Regions from separate parts of the Homo sapiens genome. Here region 1 is linked to region 2. A link is a loop called in an ENCODE intact Hi-C map of the cell type or tissue named here. Cell type or tissue: B cell. All regions are shown on one strand. Each heading gives the region's core, and the rest is flanking DNA. Links, peaks and the distances in the headings are about the cores only.

Region 1 (8,324 bases), core at 2,886-5,385, 1.6 Mb before region 2:
AGTAGAGAGAGTAGAGCCATGTTGGTCAGGCTGGTCACAAACTCCTAACCTCCGGTGATCCACCCACCTCAGCCTACCAAAGTGCTGGGATTACAGGTGTGAGCCACAGAAGCCGGCCCAGTCATCTAGGTTTTAAGCCCTGCATGCATTAGCTATTTGTCCTGATGCTGTCGCTCCCCTTGCCCCTCCATGCTCTGAGAGGTCCCAGTGTGTGTTGTTCCCCTCCCTGTGTCCATGTGTTCTCATTGTTCAACTCCCACTTATGGGTGATCACTATTCTTAGAATGCGATCTGGTTCAATGTTGATTGTACCCCTGCCTCCTGTATCCCACCTTGTCTTTATTTGTGTTGCTATAACAAAACACCTAAGACTGGGAAATTTATAAACAACATATATTTATTTTCTCACAGTTGTAGAGGCTGGGAAGTCCAAGGTCATGGTGCCAACAGACTTGGTGTCTGGAGAGGGCTGCTCTCTGCTTCCAACATGGTGTCTTCTCGCAGTGTCATGTCCTCCTGACGGAAGGAATGCTGTGTCTCACATGGTGACAGGAATTGAAGGACAAAAATGGCTGAACACTTTGTGAAGCCTCATTTATAAATGTCTTAATCTCATTCGTGAGGACTCTACCCTCATGAAAACTTAATCACTTCCTAAAGGACTTGCCTCTTAATACTATCACATTATCAATTAAGTTTCAACACATGACTTGAGGGACATTCAGACCATAGTACTTCCCTAGTTAGGAGACTAAACAAAGACAGGAGCAAGAAGAGGAGTCTCATTTGCAGAAGAAATGTCTGTTTCTCACTTGGCATTGCATAAGACTTATCTGAGAGTGCCCAATGTCACACATCTATGGTAAGAAGAGAAGATACTGATCAGAAGGGCCTGGAGGCTTTATGAAGCAACAGTCTGAAAAGTCCTTGCAGGAAATAGGCAAGGCTATCCTGGAAGGACTCCTAGATACATGGCCTGGATACAGCAAGAGGTGAATGTCCTGGGTGCCTACAGCAGAGGCACACTTGGTAGTGTAGGCCTGCTATCAACCCTACACCCTTGAATCCTACAGACCATTGGCATGACAGCAGACAGATCACTGGCAGGCAAGATTTGATGGAAGAACCATGTATCCGCCGCAAACGCAAGACTCATCCGAGGAGCACTAGTAGCCTAGAGCCCTGAATTCATCCTGTGCCTGATGTGAAAGTCACCCAAAATCAACATTTCTGTACCATTCTGGTGGCCCAATCTCATATAATCACTTGAAAGGAATAGCACACTGACTAATCAAAGCCATCAGCTCATCAGCCACTGTTCCGGAATCGAGGTCCACCCATGGACTCCCAGAAGAACCCCTTAAGTATTAGTACTGGAACTCCTCTATGCACTTGATCCACATAAAGTACGTGTGTGTGGGCAGGGAGGGCTTGTAGAGGATCAGAAAGTGCCTTACAGGAGAGAAACAGAGACCAAGACTAGGGAACCCTTTCTGCTGGAGGGGCATCTAGACATTTTGAAGAAACACACGAAAGAATAGAGCCCCTGAGGTCACATCCAGATTTCAGTTTCTCTTCGGGAGTCTAAGAGACTGTTGTGAGCCCAGATTTTCACATTTTCTTCCTCTGGCTGAAATGGTTGGATTTAGACAGTGTGGAGGCAAACTTACTGTATGGATTAATAACTTTTGTGCAAGTAACAGATATTTGTCTAGCCTTCCTTAAGTCAAATAAGAATGTATCATAAGAGTGTAGAGATATCTAATAAAAATCCAAGGGCAGAAATATGGGTGGAGCACAGAAAAGAACTGGAACGAATGATTTAAAACTGTTCAGATATAGCTTTAGGTATTTCTCATCTCTACTCCTCTTTTGCATTTGTTTTCCTTTGTCCCTCTGCAGACTCTTTCTCTGCTCCTTTGTCCACATGGAAAAACATGGATCAAGCACAGTTTTCCAGTTTATATATTGGAGGTCCAGACTTTTGTAGCATTAGGTCCAAGTTGGAAGTGGTTCTAACTCTAAATTTCTGAAAAAGAGAGTCCGATTGGCTAAACATTGGTTAGTTGTCCACCTCTGGTTCAGTCAGCTGTTTCTAAGGGCAAGAGATGACATGGCAGGTTTATAACACCCAGGGCCACATTATTGTAAGACAATGGGAGGTTGTCACAGAGAAGTTTCTGGAGTCCCTCTTCTCACAGACTTTAGGCTTGCTCTACAAGGCCACCTGCCTTCCTGGTTCTCAGGTGGCTGGAAGTCTCTAGCCATGCCCAATGTATCTAGGTCATCACAACCATCTAAAGAACCCACTGTACTGTTGCAAGACCACAATTCCTCCAGCTTGTCTGTTCCATGAAATACCATTTATTTTCTTCCTTTCAAAAGGCTATAAATAGGAGAAAGTGGGGGGCTGTCTGTTAGCTCTCAAAAAGTATTATCTCCATTTCATAAATCAATGTGAATAGTTCCACTTTTATTTTTTATTCCTATTTATTATCAACCTCCCCTTTTTCCCCTCTAAGACTCTAGCACTAATCACTAATGAGCTAGATCAGAATTCAATCTGCCCTCACCTCTGGCCAGCCCAAGAATATTGTTCCCAAACTAAGGGTCCTTACCTTTTAGATCTCCCTCTTCCTGTAGGGGAACTATTTTCCTATCTGATATTCTGCAAAGTGTCCTAAACATGCTGGGAATGAATAGCACAATGGACTTGGCTATCAAAAGTTTTAAAATATCAAACTGCTATTCTTCCTGTTAATCTCTTCATTCCTTCTGATAGGATAGCTCTAGCAGGCCCATCAAAAACTGCCCAAGAGACAGGCCAGCGGCTCAACTGGCAGAGGTTACTAAGTTTGAACATTCACACAATAACTCTTTGTATGCTGTAATGAGGGGTGATGTGGCAGTCTTCTTTTCCATGCACTATTTTTTTCTTTTGTAATAGAATCTTTCTCTGCTTCTTTAAATTTGTATATCCACATATAACACTTCGGTAGGTAGGCAAAGTAAAGTTCCCTACTGTGGTCTCATGGTAATAATATTGTAAAACAATACAAACAAGAAATGGTTCTACCGTTTCTTCAGGTGGAGGTCTGAAATTTGCAGTGCTTTACTCCAGAACCATAACTTGATAAAATGCAGAGCTACTAGAGGAGCAGATCATCTTCCTAAAGTGCCTTGAAATTCAAGTCCTTTTTAATTGCCGAGAATTCATGTCACTTGTGTGACAAAGCTATAAACATGCATAATCATAAAAACACATTTTGACATCCTGAATAAAATCAATGCCATGTTATTGTTAATTTTTTAACAAACAGATGAGTTTTATTAATAATTTTAACAGTTCAGCCTATGTCTTAATCAATGTTTTCCTCCTAAAAAATTATTTTGCAAAACACATTGGAACATTTTCAACGGACGCTAGTAGAAATATGTCTCACATCATTCTGAAAGCTCAAATAGTATTTGTAAATTTCTTTTGTTTATCATCTACATCTTTTATACAATATCACACAAACATTTTAAAGTCAAGGCCTATGGCACGTACATCTTATGCATATACTCAAGCAGAAACATGAGAGACATCAAACTGGCCGGAGATTCACTTTGCTTGGTATTACATTAGTCTTTTGATAGTATTTCATTTTAACAAGGTAATGCAAACTTTTTGCATCCAGTTTATTGAAAGTTTTTCTTTAAACATGCTTTCTTTCCCACCAAAACCCAACAGCTCTGAGGTGAAGTTAAGGAAAACTGCCACTGCCAGACACCGCTCTCAGCAGCTGCAGAGCTGCCGAATTCTTCATAAATGCTGTGCTTTCTTTCATCACATGTTCTTCATCTTCCCTTTTCTTTCTCTTTCCAGACACTGAAATTTCTTCCAAAAGATATTTTCCGTCTTTGCCAAGCTTTCCATGTGTTAGAGAATAATTCCTTGAACCCTGGGGACTGGTTTTAAGCTTTAAAAATTTGCTAAGTAGTTTCTTTTTTATTTGTTCCCTCTTTTAAACAACTCGATACGGGCATCAATTTGTCTCCTTCCTCTCTCACTCTCGCTTTGTGATGTTCCATATGTGAAAACATTCATTAAGCACTGTAATTTTTTAGCTTCTGTTCTGTAATCCTCAAGTCCCACTTTTTCCAAGATTTCTGAAAATTATCTTATTTCATTCATGCATAAATCTTCACAGAATATGCTGAAAGCAATACAGAGAGCAGATGCTATTTGCTCAAGAAAAATGCAACATTTTGGTGAAATGTAATGCAACTTCCTTTGAAACCTTAAAAACAAATTTTTTTATTTCCCAATATATCCACTAGATGGCAGGGTAGACCTCCATTTTTGTGTCTACGAAAATGTGCTCTTTATGGCAAAGGATTACTTTTGTGTAGAGCATATTGTATTGCTCCGTTTGTTTTCATATTCTAGTCTTCTGATGCTCTCTAAAGTTATTACAAACAAGGACAACAAATGTGATCACCTATTGAGTATATGCTGTAACCAGACACCTTGCTAAGAATTGCCTTATGGTTATAGGCACATATACATTATTAAATAAATTATATTAGGACAAGTAATATATTTATTATATAAGAATGATGATAAGGCCAAGGAGAAATAAAATAATATTTCATAAAATGTTTCCATTTTATGAAATTGACAAAGCAATTTTAACTTTGACAGAAGATTCAGAAATGGCTACAAGCACTTTGATTGCTGTTTCTACTTAAAGGTAAAAGAATGTGCCAAACCAATATGTGGAGAGGGTAATGCTATTTCTGGGTCACATTAGCATTCAGCAGAACTTTGTATTCTCTTCATATGCAAAATGGTTACTTGGATTTTTAGAAATATGGCTTTTTAACAAGTTCGGTACTGCAAAATGTAATGCCTTGATTATATCTGTAAGTGATGGGAAGATGAACAATAGTTTGACTTTTCTGATAAATGGTGCTTAAATATTTTTTGAAGTTTCCAAAGCTGAAAACAGTTTATTATTTTTTAAAATAAAGTCCTGCCAGTGTTTCTTAGCATGTAATTCTAGACACTAAACCATACAAATACATGCCACTCCCCAATAGAGAGTAATTTACTAATTTCATTTAAATCTTAGCTCTAGTAGATTTAAAAGTGTGCCCTACGTAGTTCTGGGGATTCCACAGGCGGCCATGTGGGGTCTCCATAGGCAGTGGGAAGAAGGTCCAGGCTAAGCACTCTCTCCTTTCAGCAGGAGCATGAAGATATTCATCTCTTTCATATATATACTGCGTAACCCCTGTCATTTAAATAAAGAGTTCAGCTGGAGAAAGCACTTCTGCTGTGATTACACATAGGTCAAATGAAAGTTATTCAGTAAAGATTGAGTAAAGATTACTCACTCTAGAGTAAGGATTCTATTTTTGCCAGTGGGAAAGAAAAAAGACAGATTAATTTGGTAAAAATAAAATCAAATTTTTCTGCCAAAAAATTAAAACTCAATAGCAGTCATCATATAAAAAAGCAAACATTTAACTGGATTTGTTATGTTAACCAGTTGTTTTGTTGTCACAGCATGTGGCTATCAAATATCCTCATGACAAAGAAAACTAAGGAAAGCAAGAGATATAAGAAGCAGTCAAAAAATATACACTTATGATTGATAATGGGCCTGGTTCTGTAATAGGAGATTCAGAAGATGACTAACTTATACAAATACACCTGCTCATAGAGATGTATCGACATCCACCTATTCCATGTAATGAAAAAGACAACAGGTAAGTACTGGGGGCTGCAGGACATTGTCTTGAAGTTGACAGCTCCTTAATCCACATCTTTTAGGTTTTAAGTGTTTCTACTGTGCTTCTTTTACATAGTTCAGCTCAAGGGATGAGACAAATCAAGTCACTGCCATTATATTAAACAGAATGAGGTGGCAAGAAATGTACAAACAACATGCAGTAGAGTATGAATTGGCATAATTTTTTCAAAAAGGAAGAGATAGTAAATACCTTAACTTTGGGCCACTAATCAACATTGCTGTAATCGTATGAAAACATAATATGTAAACAAATGGGCTTGGCTATGTTCTCATAAAACTTTATTTACAAAAATAGGCAGACACAGAAGTTGGTCCTCAGGCTATAGTTTGCTGACATAGCTCTGGAGAATCAATTAACGAAAACATCAAGCCTGCTTGCCAGAACAATAATCAGAAAAAAGAAAGAAAACACATCCAAATTGGAAAAGAAGTAGAATTGTCTCTGCCTGCAGATGACATTACATTACATATAGAAAATCCTGAAATCCTAAATCATCCATCAAAAAATGTTAGAACTCATAAACATTTCAGGAAAGTTGGAGAATGTAAAATAAACATAAAACATTTACATTTCTGTATATTAACAATGACTGATGTGAAAAACAATTTAAGACTGGCAAAAATATAATCTTTATATTTAAGATTAGGATTGTATTTAAGAAAATAATCTCATTTATAGCATCAAGAAAATGAACTACTTGGGAATAAACTTAACTGAGGAGATAAAAGATCTATGCACGTAAAACAATGAAACATTGATGAAAGAAATTAAAGAAGATATAAATAAATGGAAAGATGTCCCATCTTTGTGGATTGGAAGAATTAATATTGTTAAAAAGCCCATAATACCCAAAGCAATCCACAGATTTAATGTAATCCTTATCAAAATTTTGAAAATATTTTTTATAGTTATAGAAAAAACATCATAAAATTCTTATGGAGCCGTAAACTATCTAGAATAGTCGAAGCAAGCTTGACCAAGAAGAACAAGGGTAGAGGCATCACACTTCCTGATTTGAAAATGTATTAGAAAGCTACAGTAATCAAAACAGTATAGTACTGGCATAAAAACTGACATACAAGTGGATAGAACAGAATAGAAAGCCTACAAATGAATCTACACATTTACAGTCAACTGATCTTTGACAAAGTTGCCAAAAATCTAGCTAATTAAAATAGCCATCACTTCACAGTTATCTTTTGTGTGTGGTAAGAACACTTAACCTTAGCAAATTTCAAGCATACAATACACTATCAACTATAATCACAATACTGCACATTAGATCTCCAGAATTTATTCATCCTGCATAACTGAAATTTTCTGCCCTTTGATAAACATGTGTCCATTTTCCCCAACCTCTAACCCTTGACAGTTATTATTCTACTTTCTGCTTCTAAATTTGACTTTTTTAGATTACACATATGAAATTAGGTAATGTTTGTCTTTCTGTGTGTGACTTATTTCACTTAATGCCCTGTAGTTTCATCCTTGTTGTCACGAATGACAAGATCGCCTTCTTTTTATGGCTGGATAATACATCGTGTGTATATCATATTTTTTTATCTATTTATCTATTGAGGGACACAGGTTGTTTTCATATCCTGAGTAATGTAACTAATGTTGTAATGGACATAGAAGTATAAATATCTTTTTGACATACTAATTTCATTTTCTTTTTTATATACCTAGAAATTGCATCGCAGGATCGTATGGTAGCACTATTTTTATTTTTATTTTTTCAACTTTTTCAGGAAGCTTCATTCTGTTTTCCATAATGGCTATAACAATGTACATTTCTACAAACAGTGTCTGAGGATTCTCTTTTCACCACATCCTCACCAACAGTTGTTATTTTTTATATTTCTGGTATTAGCCATTCTAACAGCTGTGAGGTGCTATCTCATTTTGGTTTTGATTGTGTTTTTCTGATAATTAATGAAGCTGAGCATCCTTTCATATACCCATTGGCTATTTGTATGTCTTTGGAGAAATGTCAGTTCGGGTTCTTTACTCATTTTTTAATCAGGCTATTTTCTTGCTTTGGATTGTTTGAGTTTTTTATATATGTTAGATATTAATCACTTATCAGATGTACAGTCTGCAAATACTTCCTCTCATTTTGTAAGTTTTCTTTTCACTCTGTTGATGGTTTCCTTTGCTGCACAGAGCATTAAAGTTCGATGCAATCTCACTTGTCTATTTTTCCTTTGCTTGACTATGCTTTTGTTGTCATATCCAAAAATCATTGCCAAGACCAATGTCAACAAACTGTCCCCCTGTTTTATTCCAGTAGTTTTACATTTTCAGTTCTTACATTTAAGTCTTAAATTCATTTTGACTTGACTTCTGTATATGCAGTGAGAAAAGGGTCCAATTTCATTCTTCTATGTGTGGATATCCATTATTTTCCACACCATTTATTGAAGAGATTATCTTTTACCCATTACACAATGAGTAAACACATTATACAATTACACCTTTGTCAAAGATCAGTTGACCGTAAACATGTGGATTTATTTCTA
Region 2 (8,324 bases), core at 2,754-5,253:
ATTTCAATACATTAGGTACTGTTAGTCTGAACACACTAATGTGTTTTTAAAATAAATTTATAATTTTATTAGAATAGCTTTAGACTTACAGAAACATTGTGAAAATAGTCCAGAGAATTCCAATATACCCAGGTACTTGGCTGCTTTGTGCTGCTCTAACAGAATACCAAAGACTAAGTAATTTATAAAGAACAGAAATTTATTCTTTCACAGCTATGGAGGCTGAGAAGTCCAAGATCAAGGTGTTGGCATCTGATGAGGGCTTTCTTGCTGTGTCCTCACATGAAGGAAGGCAGAAGGGCCAAAAAAGGGACAAACTCTTTGTCCTCATATGGCAGAAGAGAAGAGAGAACCCACTCCTGAAAGCCCTTTTTATAGCAGTATTAATCCATTCATGAGGGCTTTGCCCTCATGACCCAAACACCTCCCATTAGAGCCTACCTCCCAACCTCATTGCATTGGAGAATACAGTTCCAATACATGAATTTTAGGGGGCACATTTAGACCATAGCACCCCACATCTATTTTCCCTTATTAACATCTTACATTAGTATAGTATACTTGTCACAATTAATGAACCAGTATTGATACATAATTTTAACTAAAGTCCATACTTTATTCTGATTTTCTTAGTTATCACTTGATGTTCCTTTTCTGTTCCACAATCCTATCCAGGGCACCATATATATTACCTTTAGTCCTTCTATCTCCTTGTGCTTCTCTTGGCTGTGACCATTTCTCATAATTTCCTTGTTTTTGATGGCATTGACTGTTTTAAGCAGTATTGGCCAGGTATTTTTGAGAATGCCATACACGAATAAACTTTTAAAGATATCTAATATAGTCCTATATTCAGTTAGTGCACAGGAAAAATGTAACTTAAAATAAATCTAGTATGGGCTGGGTGCGATGGCTCACGCCTGTAATCCCAGCACTTTGGGAGGCCAAGGCGGGTGGATCACCTAAGGTCAGGAGTTCGAGACCAGCCTGGACAACATGGTGAAACCCCCATCTCTACTAAAAATACAAAAAGTAGCCAGCCGTGGTGGCAGGCACCTGTAATCCCAGCTACTTGGGAGGCTGAGGCAGGAGAATCGCTTGAACCTGGGAGGCGGAGGTTGCAGTGAGCCGAGATCGTGCCATTGCACTCCAGCCTGGTGGACAAGAGTGAGACTTTGTCTGAAAATAACTAACTAACTATCTAAATAAATAAATAAATTCTAGTATGTAGGAAACTTTGGTTAAGGTAATTCTAGAAGGAAAAAAATCTTTTGGAAATGGCTTAAACTATTAAAATCAAGTCAAATAGGCTGAACAATTGGTCCTAGTTTTCATAGAGATATAATACTAGATAGAATAATTATGACTAGTAGTTGGAATTGTCATTTCAAAAACTTGAAACAACTTTCCAAATTGAACAGAAATTGAAATTATTTATATTCTTATGAGTTGTAATCTTTGTTGTTTTTAAATAGTAATAAAGTTAATATTATCTTGGGTTCTGTTTTAATTGATCACTGTTTATAAACATTTTTAAAAATTTTTTATTTTATTATTATTATACTTTAAGTTTTAGGGTACATGTGCACAACGTGCAGCTTTGTTACATATGTATACATGTGCCATGCTGGTGTGCTGCACCCATTAACTCGTCATTTAGCATTAGGTATAATAAACATTTTTATGTGTTGAAGTAAAATACATATTTGACATTAAAAATACTATGCAGTACTCATTTAATCATATTAATATATCTTATTTGTCTAAATGTCTCCCATTGTGGATTATTTGGGTTGCTTTCATTTTTTAATAATACGCCCATAAACATTTTTGTATAAGAATTATAAACATTTTTGTATAAGAACAATTTAAAATTGAACCAATTTTTATTTTTTCCAGCAAGGTATATAAATGCATGCTTTTCCACATGCCCACTAACACTGAGTTCTATCTTTTGTGTATTTTCACTAGGATGTAATGCTGCTGTAAAGTGTTTTGCTCTATACTGCTCCTATAGAGCAAAGTCGTGCATTTTCCCAAAATTTCTTGTGTAAATTGTTTTTCTTTATTTGTTATTAAATGGAATTTAAATGCCAAACTTATAGATAAAATTAGACACCCAGTAGGCCTGTTAATTAGGAAGGGCTGTGCTTTTTAGGAAAATGGCAGTTTGTGTGGAGGGTGAGTATAAGAACAGCTCCTCCTGAGACTAGGGATTATTTTCATTAAGGAAAAGGGAAAGAGAAGAGAAGAAAAGAAGGTATAAAAGCAAAAAAGGAGGGTGTAATGAGGAAACAGTAAAAGGTCACCACTCCACATTTTGAAAGTTGTCACCTCTATAACTTACTAACATTTTTAATAAAGTAAAAAGCCCAAGAAGTGCTTGATACAAAAGGTGGATTGGTTATAGTCACTAAGATTAGGGAAATAAAGGGTGATGACGGCAAAAAAAGTGGCAATAAAACACTGACGACAAAGAGAAGTAAAAAGGTGTGGGGTGGGGGTGTGTGTGTGTGAGAGAGAGAGAGAGAGAGAGAGAATGAGGCACAATAAAATTTTGAGGAGGGGAGTTACTGGATATAAGGTTTGGGTCAGGTATAACCTGGGATCAGGGAGAGCCCAGCTGAAACATATTTATATATATAAAATAGTAACCTTTTTATGGTGTGTCACATTTAGTTCTTCCTGTCATTTGATGGTGTTTTTATTCTTGTAATATGGAAATATGTATTTTGCATTTAATAACCTATTTTTTAAATAGCCACTAATTTATCTCGCCATCCACAAAAGGGATAAATATGTTATTCTGGTTTCTTTGAGTATTACATTGTATAGTCTAGTTTCTGGTAGATTCATATTTTATGTTCTATTTTTGAACCCATTGTAATTTACTGATATGGCTCTAGTGACAATAGATCTAAGTTAATTTGTTTCGATATAATTGAAAAAGTTATTTCATTCTCTATTGTACTACTCCAGTTTGTAATAAAATAAGTCATTATAATGGCTTGAATCAATAACTGACCAATTTTTGAAACCCCCATTTTTTTTTTTTTTTTGAGATAGTCTTCTGTTGCCCAGACTGGAATGTAGTGGCACAAACACAGCTCACTGCAGCCTCACCTTCCTGGGCTTAAGCGATCCCCTTGCCTCAGTCTCCTGAGTAGCTGGGACTACAAGCGTGCATTACCACACTGGGCTAATTTTTAAATTTTTTCTAGAGATGGGGTCTGTCAACATTGCCCAGGCTGGTCTCAAACTCTTGGGCTCAAGTGATCCTCCCGCCTTGGCCTCCCAAAGAGCTGGGATTACAGGTGTCAGCCACTGTGCCCTACCCCGTGTTATAAACATGGTATAATAAATTTTTGACAATAAATTTTATTTACTTAAAATTACATAAATTTTATGTTATGTATATTTTACCACATAATTACGTAAATTTTGTTGTTACATAAATTTATTATAACATTTATGATCTTAAACACTTTTAAGTGTGTAGTTCAGTAGCATTACATACATCCACACTGTTGTGCCCATAATAAAATTGTAAAGCCTGGCCTTACCATTATAATCTTTTAAGGAGCCATTATTTGTCATATTTCTCCCTTTCAAATGGGTTTCACTATCACTCAAAATCTGTCAGGGATATAATTTAGCAATAGGAATCATAGAATTTAGAGTAAAAAAGTATAAGAGGAGTGACCTTGTTCAACTTTGTCATTTACATGCGACATAACAGGCCAAGAGAAAATGAATCACTTTCCCAAGTCACCTTTAGTTAATAGCAGAGCCAGGACTCTGACCCTGGCCTATGCTGACTAGCTCCAAACATACAGTAATAAAAAAGAAACTGCCCAAAGAGTTCCTGTTACTTTTAATCCCTTACTTACAGATTTATGCTACTCCACACTACAATAATCTTTTATTTTGTGGATTTTAAAGCGGCAGGTCAAAATTTTCAAAGGGCATAGGAGTAGAAGTTTGCCACCTACAGGTCAAAAGAAAGAAGACATCTTTAGATTTTCAGAGCTTCAAAGTTTTAAAGAAGTGAGGTGAAAGTGTGTTTTAAAACACTTTTGAGAGTAGCTGTCAATATAACACAAGAAGATTTTTATAAAAAGAGATAGTGGCGTAATTCTCAGCACTTTTAGTGCAACAAGTTTCTACTATATTATTTTTTCAGTAATATATGGCACTAGGGTGGCAGAAAAAAATGATAAGAGTGTGGAACAGTATGAATCCATAATTAGAAAGAAATGAAAATGTTTCTCAGCAACTGAGAACTAATTTCTCTTTTTCTGCTGGCATTCTTCCTCCCTGCTAAGAAAAATCTGGATGGGCAATGAAAGCTCTGTAATGATGCTGGGACAAGTGTATAACCATTTAGAAAAAGTTCATTTACAGTCTTAACTCATAACCTCTGCCTACTAAAACAAATTCCAGTTAGATGAAATATTTCAATGTGAAAGGTAAGATAACAAAAGTACTAAAAAGTCTATATAGAAGATTGTAACAAAATCTTGGAATTGGGAAGACCTTTCTAAATCTAACACCAAAGGAAAGAAAATAGACATTTTACAAGTCTTTTTTTTTTTTTTTTTTTTTTTTTTTGAGACGGAGTCTCGTTGTTTCACCAGGCTGGAGTGCAGTGGCACGATCTCGGCTCACTGCAACCTCCAGCTCCCTGGGTTCAAGCGATTCTCCTGCCTCAGCCTTCTGACTAGTTGGGACTACAGGCACGCGCCACCACGCCCAGCTAATTTTTGTATTTTTAGTAGAGACGGGGTTTCACCATGTTGGCCAGGATGGTCTCCATCTCTTGACTTCGTGATCTGCCCGCCTCAGCCTCCCAAAGTGCTGGGATTACAGGCGTGAGCCACTACGCCCGGCCCAAATCTTTTTTTTAAAATAAAGAAAAGTCACTGTTTTGTCTCCCTTACTAATAATCAAAAAAAAGTTTAATTAAAATTAGATAGCATTTTTACTCAAATTGGTCCAAAAAAATGTTAATGATAATATTCAGTGTTGACAAGGGTTGGGGAAAAGACACGTTCATTTGCAGAGCCTTCTGGAGAACAATTTGGCAAAAATATATCGCAAAGGGCACAATCCACCTAACTGTAAATGGTGGTGCTGGCTTCTAGCCTAGGCTTTTTCCTTCACGTTTTGGGACTCCTTATACAAATCTACTGTTTGCCCAGTTTTGTTCCCAGGGGTCTCAGGGAGCATCTAACTTGGAAATAAGAATAATGAATTATACATGAATCTCAGGAAAATGTTTTTTTCCCCCATGAGTGAACATTGAAAACTCAAAGAAGATTATCAAATAATTCTTTCATAAACAAGGTAATTTGTGGTTTTTAAAATTCAAACCTGTAAGAAACTGGAATTTTCATCATTTCCTTAATGGACAGACTATTTAAATATTAATTCATGTGGGAGGATTGCTTGAGGCTGAAAGTTCAAGTCTGCAGTGAGTTGACTATGCCACTGTACTCTAGCCTGGTGCAACAGAGAAAGACTGTGTCTCTACAATAATAAAAATAAAAATAAAATATTAATTCACACCTCTCAAAAAATACATATATATCAGAAAAGCTTAAAAATGCCTAGCTACCTATTGACCCGTTATCCATTTCTAAGAATTTATCCAGAAGAAATAATCACAAATAATAGGAAAGATTCCATTAGAATCTATTTATGATACCCTTGTCCGTAATAGCTCCCAAGCTGGAATTGACCTAAATGTCTGATAGGATATTGGTTGAATAAATTATAGTAGGTTATTGCGCTGGAATGATATGATACCATTGAAACTATTTTACTAAACTCTAATAATATTAGGGGAATTTCTTGATATATTAATTGACAGAAGTAGATTATATGGCCGCATGTTTAGTATGACCCCACTTTGGATTGTAAAAAACACATCTACATCTACACACATAGAAGCAGCCTTGGAAAGCCATACCCCCAAATATTAATAATGGTAACCTTGACGTGTGGGGAAAATAACAGAATAAGAAGTTCCTCTAAAAATGTTCTTGAAGAATAATGGAAAGAATTAAAGGATGAATGTGTTCCAATGACAGTGTGAATAGGTGAAGAGGAAAAGGCAATCCATAGTTAAAGACAAAAAAAAAAAAAGAGACCTGACTCAGTATGTAAAAGTACTTAGGAAGAAAGGAGGTGCCAGCACATGCAATAAAATTCGTCGAGGATAAAGTCACATGCAAAGTAAAAGCTTGTACAACATGATCTAGGAGCCTAGAAGTAAACCACAAATAGCATGGGCAATTTGGCATGGCTGCTGCTTGCAAAATGTGAATTTTGTTATCCCAAGAGTCGATCTAAAACTGTGAATACATTTTCTAGTCTAAATAAAGATCTAAACTGTTTAAAAAGCTCCACAATAATATATGACTAAGTGGCCACGGGTGAAAACTCATTTAGAAATAACAAAGAAACTAGATTTTTAAAGAAAGAATCCTTTGAAAAGTATTTTGACGCTTTGAAAGTATTTCTTTAGAATGCATTACATTTTTTAAATTTTTTTACTCATAGACGGTAGAGCTAATTAAAATCAGTTTTTCACTTTTTATTGAATATATGCTCCTAGATTACTTTATCAAAGCAGAGTTCATATTCTGCCACATGCAGAATTTGCTCATGGAGAAGTCTTCAGGTTTTTTGATCATGTGCCCCAATACATGCATTTATATTTATAAATTAAATGCATCTGTCCTACTAAACTAATAGGATACATAAATTATATGTAATCAGAAACTCAAAAGAATGCAACCGTTTTTCTCTTATCTACCTATGACCTGGAAGCTCCCTCCTCACTTTGAGTTGTTGTCCCGCCTTTGCCTTGAGTTGTCTCACCTTTCTGAACTGAACCAATCAATATACATCTTATACATATTGACTGATGTCTCATGTCTCCCTAAAATGTATAAAACAAAGCTGTGTCCCTACCACCTTGGGCGCATGTCATCAGGACCTCCTGAAGCTGTGTCACAGGTGTGCTTCCTCAACCTTGGCAAAATAAACTTTCTAAATTAACTGAGACCTGTCTCAGATTTTCAGGGTTCACAGTTTGCAGCCTCCACAGGGCAAGTCTGAAATATGATTGATTAAAAACGCAGTGTGTATTTAATTATCTTAATTTCTGAATAAAGAATACACAACAGACGTCGTGAGCAAAGATCTTGCCTTACTGGTTAATGGTGTTCCTGAAGAGCATGTCTGACTAGTAGCTCTATCAGAGGACTCACTTGGCTTCAATTTCAGCCTCAACAAACAATATTCCTAGCTTCCCAGAGAGACTTTCTTACATGGGAGGACATTCTTGGCTCGGTTCATATGAGTATTCTGATCTTTTGGGTAGTTACATTACAAATATAAATATGAAATTAGCATCTTCTCTGTGAGTCTGGTTAACATGAGTTAGTTCTGATGATGATTATCTTCTGCTATTCAGATAAAGCTATGATCACAGGAAACTTGCCAGGGGACACCAGTGTCTAAGCACTGCCACCCTGTGGGACCCTTGACTCCTTTGACCCACCATTCCCTTTCCCTCACTAAATTGAGCCTTTTAGAGTAGAACAATGGCATGAACTCATGAGCCAAGAACTGCACCTAAACTTCATGGCTTTGAAATCCAGAGGGTGCTCTAATGTTTGAATGGTCCATCTTTAACATAGGAAAGTAGTTCTTTGAAAGGTTGTACATTTAAGTAATCATTTTAAACAATAAATGGTATAATGCAGATCTCTGTTATGGCATTTCAGGAGAGTTTGTGACAGAGGAAATTCCTCTACTGTGTTCCTGGGATTGAAACTTACCTCCATTACTGTGTTTTATGTGGAGTCTATTTATTCCTATATTTCTTGTAATTTAGTCCAAAGTGTTTCTTGGCAACATTCCCCCACAATTCTTTTGAGTTGTGTGAGTTCCCATTTCATAACCTGTTGTTTGCCATCTAATTTCTGATATCTTCTGATATCTTCTAATATCTGATATTTCTAATGTGCTATTCTTTCAAAAACATCAATCTAGATGATTTAACTCATTTACAAATATTAATTGTCATCAGCTGTGTGGCTGCATTTTTTTCTGGTGAGTTTCTGTTGCGTTTTCATTGTCTGTTAGAATATTTGGTCGGTGCGCTATGGTTTGAATGTTTTTGTCCTCTCCCAAAATTCATGTGTTGAAATTTTAATCCCCAATGCAACAGTGTTGAGAGGTGTTAATTAATGCTGTCATAAAACAACCTTGCTGGAGTGGGTTTGCTATCTCTTGCTCTTCCACCATGTGAA

Evidence for each region. A loop is a pair of places that touch in the nucleus more often than their neighbours do. Peaks named below come from ENCODE experiments on the same cell type or tissue, not always from the same donor. Only the 100,000 strongest peaks of a DNase experiment are listed, where the experiment ranks them.
Region 1: a loop joins it to region 2, with 35 times the contacts of the local background. A loop is called at or near these places in 6 of 110 quality-filtered maps.

The regions. Positions count from the first base shown.
Region 1 is chr4:124,318,434-124,326,757 of GRCh38, reverse strand. No RefSeq gene overlaps it. Among named protein-coding and RNA genes, the nearest start is that of LINC02516, 240 kb to the left of the region's middle. In B cell, for the core only: CTCF peaks have their summits at 4,147 and 4,348 (motif pointing right); a DNase peak (open chromatin) is centred at 4,347.
Region 2 is chr4:122,753,803-122,762,126 of GRCh38, reverse strand. No RefSeq gene overlaps it. Among named protein-coding and RNA genes, the nearest start is that of BBS12, 25 kb to the right of the region's middle. In B cell, for the core only: CTCF peaks have their summits at 3,764 and 3,964 (motif pointing left); a DNase peak (open chromatin) is centred at 3,966.